Linked DNA regions of Homo sapiens: region 1 is linked to region 2. Evidence: read pairs that join two places in POLR2A ChIA-PET (ENCODE). Cell type or tissue: PC-9. All regions are shown on one strand. Links, peaks and the distances in the headings refer to the core of each region. The heading gives the core; the rest is flanking DNA.

Region 1 (4,396 bases), core at 149-4,148, 380 kb after region 2:
GAGCCACCACACCTGGCCACGATGTCAGTTTCTTAATTTTGACAATGTACCATGGTAATATGTTAACAATGAGGGAAACGGGTAAGGATTATATGGAAACTCTGTTCTAGCTTTACAACTTTTCTGTAAATCTAAAATTATTCCAAAATAAAAAAGCATATGAGAAAAAAAATAAAGTTAGTGTTGCCTGTTTGTCTTGGTCCTCCACATTTCCGTGTAGTTGTGGCACATTGATCTGGTCATGAAACCATTTACCCGGGAGTTAAATATAGGGCAATTGCACTAATTAACATGTATGGAGCACAACACAGTGTAGCTGGAAACCTTTGTTAGGTTCAGAGTATGAAGTTACAAACGTACACTCTCACCATTCCCAACCCTCTTCAATACACCAGAGACATGGTTTTTTATTAAAAAACTTTTTAATTGGTTTACAAAGGAGGCTACAGACTACATTGAAACTAATCTTTGTACAAAAGGCCAAAAAAAAAAAAAAAAAAGTCCCAAAACACCAAGAGACAAAAGGTAGGAGGAAAGACAAGAAAGGAAGATACAAAAGGAGCAGGAAGAAACTTACTTAGGGACAAGATTAGCATCATACATACCTAAGAGTGGGGGGTGAGGGGGAAGAACAAGATGAGAGAGCATTTAAAAGCATTTACCCACACAGCCCTGGTGATAATTGGATTGGAATCAAAACAAACACAGCATGAGATTATTAAGAGGTTTTAAAAGGCAACAGTGGTGTGGACTGGTTATTGCCAGTGTTAAGAGAGAAATAAACTTGGGTTTTTAGGCACCAGAGATTGGAGCACCACCCATCCCTTCCAGAGGATGACAGACTTAGGAAGGGGAAGCAGGCCCTGGGGCAGCTGCCACTGGTGTGTGTAGATGTCTCCTCAGGTCAATCTCAGTGTATCTTCCCCGAAGTCTTTGTGCCCTAGACTCTAGGTAAGGGCTATGGGATTTCACTGGGAGAAAGGGATGATCAAAAATATGAAGACCTGCCCTTGTCCACAATGTTCAAGAGCAGTTACCGGGAAACTGGAGCACTGGGTAGACAGAGCCCATATCCCTGGGGAAAAGGCACAGTGTAATTCCTGAAGGCAAGATATGGGAAAGCACACATCCCAGCAGAGGTATCAACAAAATCCTCACTACTTGCAGCCCTAGTCTAATCCCATTTGTTAGGCTTTTTTTTTTTTTTTTTCCCCTGATACTTAGCTAGGACTTAGGGCAGTTGAGAGGCAGATCATCATGCCTCTACTTTCTTAGCAGAGACAAGGAAGACTGGGGCTGTTTGATAATGAGGAAGGGGAAAATGGGACAAAATACTCCTCTTTCAAATGAACACTGTGGAGAAAATCTTTCTGGGTTTGGGGAAGTCAGAGTAAAGACTTAGGGGAGTAATAAAGCCAGAGACCCCCCTTCTTTTCCTTTCCCTGCCTTGGATCTAAGGCAAGTGAGCCAAATTTGGAAGAGGGAGTAGGAATTTAAGCTTAAGGCTGCTTAATGTCTTCCTGGGGGCTGGTGTTTTGGGAAGGCAGACAAAGAGAAACAGGTCAACCTCAAAGCTGGTCTGCTCATCCTCTTAGAAGAGGTCTGGTATCTGTGGAGTAGAGCCAAGAGAGGCACCACAGAGAGCACAGTCTCCCAAACAGAAGTAATAACCGGCTCATATTTTATCAGCAGTTTTCAAAAGCAATGTTTTCCGGGGTTGGAGAAGTGCCATATCTTCCTCCCTTTCCCCAAAGCTACTGCTGCGACCTTTCTTTCATCCTTGTACATAAGTTACTGGCTCTCTTCTAAGGGAGATAAATTCTGAGATTTCACATTTTCCCTCTCAACCCCAATAGGCTACCCAGCTTCAGTGAGGGGGAAGGAGAGCTATGCAAAGGGCCCCTCACTTGAGGCAGCTAGACTGTCCTTATTTCCTTGGTACCTGATCTCCAAAACTCTTGATCTGATCCCAAGGTCCAAAAGGCATCAGGGTACTTACACTGAAAACTTCAAGCAAGTAGCACCAGGGCTCCCCCTAAGCATAACAGGGGCCTGATTAGCACCCCAGAAGAACCCCTCAAAAAGTATATAAATTTATTGCGTCCTAGCAAAGATCTGCAGCTTCCAGTATTCACACAATGTGAAGATATTAACAATACAAAATATATTTTGAAAGTCAAACACCTGTAGTTCATAGTGCTTTTTTAGATTTGTTAAAAAAAATACAATGCTTAGTTTCCTATATAGGATATACAAAAGCAAAAAATATATATGTATATAGTAGAAATAAATCAGCCATAGTAATTTACAGCTTTTGTCTCCAACCCTCCCCTAATCATAATCTTTATCCCACACTTCAGTATATACTTTCTGGGATCAAAGGATCAATTTATTCTGAACCAGGCTGAGAAATATCCATTAAATTGCATTCTGTGTAGCACCCACAGAGTGCCAGTTGGAAATCCCTGAAGGAAGACGGTGTGGGTTGTTACTGTTCTGGGTAAAAAGTGAGACAGTCAAATGACATGTAAATGAATATAAATGGGCAACCTGAAAACCTGAAAGGATGAGGGAATAAGTGTTTTACTATCTCACCACTCTTCTGGGCATCCCCTGCCCTGCAAGTTTTGGTCATCTAAAAAATTTAAAAAACTCATTCAAAAAAATGAAAAAAACTTAGGAAAAAAATTTCAGAATCAATATGCATGTCAGTTAAATTAATTTCTGTTAGCCAAAAGTTCAGGGAAACGGGGTTTTTCTGTAATAAGCTCCTGACTCAAGGAATGTAGGCTCCAAACTTCCTGTGGAAGAGACTGAGTGGCTCACTACTGCTGGGAGACAAAAGAAGCTGCTTCTGTTTTGAGGCCAAACAAGATACTGGATCTGGAGCTTCCTTGGTGTGAAGAGAACAGGGCAAGTGGAAATAATTAGATATAAATTCACTCATGGTAATGCTAATGAATAGGGTTGAGGGTAAACCAGCAGCTTTTCATTCGAGAAAGAAATACCATCAAATTACCTTCTAAAAGCTTATATCCTCAGCATCATTACATTATTTTATATCTGGTAATTTCATACTGGAGAAGATTCCATTCCTTGAAATGCACTAGCAAAATACTGTACATTCCAGTGAGTTATCCTGCCCCTTTCCTCCAAAAGATGCCAAAGTACATGATTACAGACATAAAATAACAGGTTCTGAGTTCTGCCTTTCAGTGAGAATAAAGGGTATGATAGTGGCTGTGCATGGATGACTTGTATCTCAGCGTTAATAGAATTTGATCTGGGGAAAGTTCCTTGCCATAGTTCCTGAGTTGAAAACATAATTACATCTGTGGAGAAAGGACCAAATGGAGTGAACTATTGTTTAGAGTATTAAGTTACTATAGTTCAGATTAAACAACACACTTACCCAAAACTTAATTTGGATGGATTTTATATAAAATATATAATAGAATCATACCATCATCTATTTGTAGCCAAAGTAAAAAGATTTATGAGAAGAATAAGGACTCTGCTATAGATCTGGATGTTGGTTTCACTTTCAAACACAAAAATAGTTTCTTTTTAAAAAAGTACAGTAGAATATCCTCCATTCATAATTGTAATTAATTTAGCATAAGCAAAGAAATGACCTTAGGAACATACCCAGGTTTTAAGATAGATTTCTAGGTAATGGGCCTGAAAGGCATTTTGATCTGAATTTATTTTCCAACGATTTCAAATATAATTTGTCATCTGTGTGTAGACATATACGGGCATGAACACACATTCACCCACACATACAAAAACACTTGCTTTCTATCAGATCAGGGTAATTTTTTTATTGCAGGTCTCTTTTAATATTGGCTAGCAGAAAACCTATCCCCAACCTAACAGATTACACACACACACACACACACACACACACACACACACAGAGCTATTTTTCCACACTTCCTCACAGTGAAAAGCTCTCTAACAAGATACCAGAAGGTCGAGAGAGACAATGCTTTTATGGCTGGGCCTTGAGGACAATTCTGGTTGCATTTAAATCTCAGTGCCAAATGCACTAGGTTCCCTGCCGTTATAATTTTTGGATCAGTCTCTTCTGAAATCAGGTCACAGAGAAAACAGGATGATTTCTCCCAATCTCTCCTATAAAACACTGTGGTAAGACAAGATTTCTTTTTGTTCTGGGCTATCATTCCCATGATCATGTGCTTCCCTTTCCCTTAGGAACCACCCAAGAACATACAAGGAAAAGTTAAGGGAAAACATCATAAGAACCACTGTCTTGCCACTAGCACATGCTTTGGAGGAGTTCTGCAGAATGGAAACCTGAAACAGATTCACTGGCTGATGCTCCTTATTGACAATGGAAAAGAACCTAGTGGGGATGTTCAAAAGAAGTGTA
Region 2 (4,396 bases), core at 91-4,090:
TCAAAATTTTTCTTAAAATCCTACCACTTCTATGAAGTTTTCTCTAGCCAGTCCATCACAATTCTCCCTCCCTTCCCAGAATTCCAATAGCACTTAATTGTGGTTACCACTCACAGGGCATTGTCTTACTGACTGACATAGTTTTCTAATGCCATACTTAAATATACTGTGTGCGTGTGTGTGTGTGTGTGTGTGTGTGTCCCCAAATGATTTCAAGCATCTGGAGTGTAGGGACTGCCTTTCTTTTTTACTCATGGCATTTAATGTTGTGCCTTACACACGTGATTATGCATGTAATGTGATTGAAGACACCATAGTGCCCAACTGAAGAAGGGAATTTCTGAAATAGAAATGCATTATAGTGTCATGGAAAAAGCAATGATTCTTAAGTCAGAAAAAGTGAGTTTGCCTTCCTGCTCCACCAGTTATTAGCTGAGACCTTAAATTCTGTGCCTAGTATATGGGTTTGTTTTTTGTTTTTTGTTTTTTGTTTTGAGACGGAGTCTCGCTCTGTCACCCAGGCTGGAGTGCAGTGGCATGATCTCAGCTCACTGCAACCTCTGCCTCCCGGGTTCAAGTGATTCTCCTGCCTCAGCCTCCCAAGTAGCTGCGACTATAGGTGCCCACGACCATGCCCGGCTACTTTTGTATTTTTAGTAGAGACGGGTCTCACCATGTTAGCCAGGCTGGTCTTGAACTCCTGACCTCAGGTAATCCACCTGCCTCAGCCTCCCAAAGTGCTGTGATTACAGGCGTGAACCACCATGGCTGGCCATGTATGGGTTTTTTAATGAGGATTTAACTTAATGAGAAAACATGTGGAAAGAGTAGACTAGTGCCTAGAACCTAGTAAATGCTCTATAAATACTCACTTCCTTCATTTCAGTTTGGTTCTAGTAAGGCAGGTTGGGTAGGATAACCTGCTTTGGGGGCTGCTACAGTTTGAATGTTTATTACCCCAAACCTCATGTTGAAATTTGATCCCCAATGTTGGAGGTGGCACCTAATGGGAGGTATTTGGGTCATAGGGGTGGATCCCTCATGAATGGATTAATGTCCTTCTGAGTAGGGGTGGTAAGTGAGTTCTCATTCTTATTAGCTCCAACAAGAGCTGGTTGTTAAAAAGAGCCTGGCACTTCCCTCCCCTCCCTCTTGCTTCCTTTCTTGCCATGTGATCTCTGCACAAACTGGCTCCACTTCACTTTCTACCATGAGTGGAAGCAGGCTGAGGCCCTTATCAGGAGCAGATGTTGGCATCAAGCTACTTATACCGCCTGCAGGACACGAGCCAAATAAACTCCTTTTCTTTCTAAAGTTCTTTTATAGCAACACAAATGGACTAACATAGGGGCCTTCCTACTTCAGCTTGTGTAGGCCCACAGGAATACACCTAAGAGAGAAACACTAACCTACTCAATCACTGCTGACTTTCTCTCTATCTTTATTCTTGAAACCCTCAGCATCTAGCCTACTTTATCACATTTGTTATATCCCAACTCCCCTTCTCTAGGAAGCTTCCTACTCTAGTTTCTCCCAGTAGTCCTAAACTCCAAGTCTGGAGAAATGATTTTCTCCATCCTGCCATTCCTAGGCCTGACATCATCTTATTTACCTTTTCTGAATAAACCTTTTAGGGTATTAGGTCTAAGGATCTCAACACCCCAGCAAGGAGCCCATTCTCCTCCTCAACCTTAACCACCACCTCTCCCAGCCCCTCACAGATATTGTGAAAAAGCTTGGGGACAGCGACCTGAGCAACACAATGGCCAAGGAAAGCCCAGGAAATTCTAGCACCTCCACATGAAATCTGAAATAACTCAAGGGTCATCCAACCCAGAAGGAGAGTGAGTGTCAAAGTTTCTTTCCATTTTTCTTTGGACTCAGGTGAAGATCTAAAAAAACAGACAAAACAGAAACACAAAAGGTTAAAATCCAGGAGTTCTGGCCAGTGGGGACATCCTGTCCCATCATTGTGACCACCAGCAGTGGCAACAGGTGTCTACTAGGGCTGCAAGAGCTCCTCTGGTAGAGAAGGGGGAAAGGCGAGGGATGAGTCAGCACAGGCTGAAAACAGAGGGTTTTGTTCAAAGAGAAGTCTGTGATGCAAGCTCTAGGGAAACAATGTGTTCCTTGTTTCTTCACCCCCTCCCCACCCATCAGGCCTTCACCTCCCTATTCTCCCCACACTCTAGTCGGATCATTGACCAAGTCTTTGGTCAGAATTAAGACAATAGAAGCAGCCTCCTAAGAGCTTCTGGTTTCCATCTATCCATTCTCTACTCAACAACCTTAACTTTCACCATCATCCTGACTTATCCCCTTGTGGGAGGCCAGCAGTGGCTCACAATTGTCCCTAATTTCAAATCGCTATTCCTCAGCTTAAGTTTCAGAGCTTAACTTTATGCTATGATTCCACGATGCTCACTCTTTGCTTTCAGCAAAGCAAATCTGCTTCTCTTCTCTCTGCCTCCAAAGACATAGACCTCTGACACATTATTATGTCTTTTTATCTATCCATTCCTTTCTTTCAAAAGGTCTATGTCTTTCTTTCTTTCAAAGCCTGCTCAGTATTCTCCTCCAGGAAGCCTTCCCTGAGTAAGTCAAATTTCTAATTCCAACACCACTTTTATACTATGTACTCTTAGTATCTGGTATCCAATGTACAATTTTATTTGTCTGCATTTATCTGGCTCTGACTTGTATAGCCTGACTCCTTCTTAAACTAAGAGCTCCTCCTCCCCCTCAATAATATTTTGAGTGTTTTATGTTCAGAATCAAGCACAAAAAGAGTCCAAGTTGCAGAGTTATAAAAAACAGAGTGGGCAACCTGGGGAGGGAGGAGGTGGGCAGTGATGGGTAGAAGATCACAAAGGTGGGAATGTGGGATGTATATTTGATATAGGAGGCACCAGGACACAAGGGTACCATCATTAAGTTTTTCTTCATTGTTCATATGCACATACTTCTGGGCTGGGTGTTATACAGAGAAATTACATAGATAGTCTTTTGCACTTTAAGGCCTCATAAAATAGTCACAATGATATAATAAATAAAGGACAAATGAATCCAAAAAAAAGAAAAAATCAAAAGATAATAGGCTGAAATATGAAATTATAATACCCCACAGAAGTCAATGTAATTGAGAATAAGGACCAAGACGTGTGCAAATTGAGAGAGGAGGACGGAATTTTAAAATTGAGGTGGGAGAGGGGTAGGAAATGGGGGGGCGTTCCACGTCCAGGCACAGTGAGACCAAGGAAGTCACCAGCTCTCCTCTAGTCCAGGAAAGCATCCTTGAAAAGAAGGAACTTTTTGAATGCCTTGAATGACAGGAAATAGATGACTTACTAAGAGCCTCACCCTCTTTGAAAGAAAGTAGAAAGTAAACAAGCAGAAGGGGAGCATGGCAGATATGCCTGGGCCAGGCAGCAGCAGGATTTTTCTTCAGTCCCAGTCCTTCACCACTCAGCACTGTGGTCCTAGGCCCTAGCGTTCCCTGGAACAGAGCATGTTCCCAACAGGACTGGACTGGTTGGAATGAGTTCTACCCCACCCCCAGCCCCAAATCCCTTCTACTCCCTACTAGAGGGCAGAACTTCAAACCCTGAAATCAATCCCCTCATCAATACCACTTACAACGATATCATCCTTTACAATTCTCAAAGCACACTCATATGTACAATCTCATGTGAGACTCCCACTCCCTACTGAATCTCTATTCCACCCGCCATGCATAATACTGAAACTCTGTATCACAAATAGACATGGGGCTCCTAGCACCTATTTCACAGTGTCTGGTAGCTAGCTGGTGCTCATGAAACACTAAGGAATAAAGGGTTGATTAATAGATCAAATGTCTAACTTCAACAAAATGGGATGAAATTTAATATCATAAAGGACTTCCTGACCCTGTGAATGGAAATCTCTGAAGAGCCAGAACCAGTGATAGTCACAGAATTGGTCCACAGCTTCTCAGGCCAACATGGTACCTCCAAAATGTCTTTTCCTCTAGCCTTAGCTTCTGAGAAAGAAAAGAAAGTGATATTTATAGTATCCCTACTAGGTGCCTGTCATAGGTACTTATATATACAGTAACTCATTTATCCAGGCCATACTCCAGCCCAGCCCTTCCAGAAAGGTTGCTTATACCTTTTTCTTTAATATCTTACAGAGGGTAAGCAAGAGGGTAACTTCACACATGTGCCTTCCCACCTCCATTATTGAGGCTTTCCTTTTGAATAAGGGCATTACTTTATGGTGCAGTTTAAACCCCTTTGCATTCAAAGCATCTCTCTTATAATCCCTGCCTTAGCAAGCTTCCCTGCCTTACCCCAGCACCCCTACATACATCCCGCATATACGTTGTTTTCTTCTGCCCTATGTTCCTTGCTTCCCT

The links. ChIA-PET counts read pairs that join two places held together with the same protein. Peaks named below come from ENCODE experiments on the same cell type or tissue, not always from the same donor. Only the 100,000 strongest peaks of a DNase experiment are listed, where the experiment ranks them.
Region 1: POLR2A ChIA-PET joins it to region 2 with 7 read pairs; 2 of 35 experiments call an interaction of 5 or more read pairs at or near these places.

The regions. Positions count from the first base shown.
Region 1 is chr12:53,412,454-53,416,849 of GRCh38, reverse strand. SP1 (Sp1 transcription factor) reads right to left here. Exons shown (of 6, transcript NM_138473.3): 6 at 404-4,396. Among named protein-coding and RNA genes, the nearest start is that of AMHR2, 9.2 kb to the left of the region's middle. In PC-9, for the core only: no CTCF peak of the experiment used is centred there; no DNase peak of the experiment used is centred there.
Region 2 is chr12:53,796,466-53,800,861 of GRCh38, reverse strand. The region is part of intron 1 of LOC105378250 (a long non-coding RNA gene); the gene reads right to left. Among named protein-coding and RNA genes, the nearest start is that of CISTR, 47 kb to the right of the region's middle. In PC-9, for the core only: no CTCF peak of the experiment used is centred there; a DNase peak (open chromatin) is centred at 2,081; H3K27ac peaks cover 2,495 bases.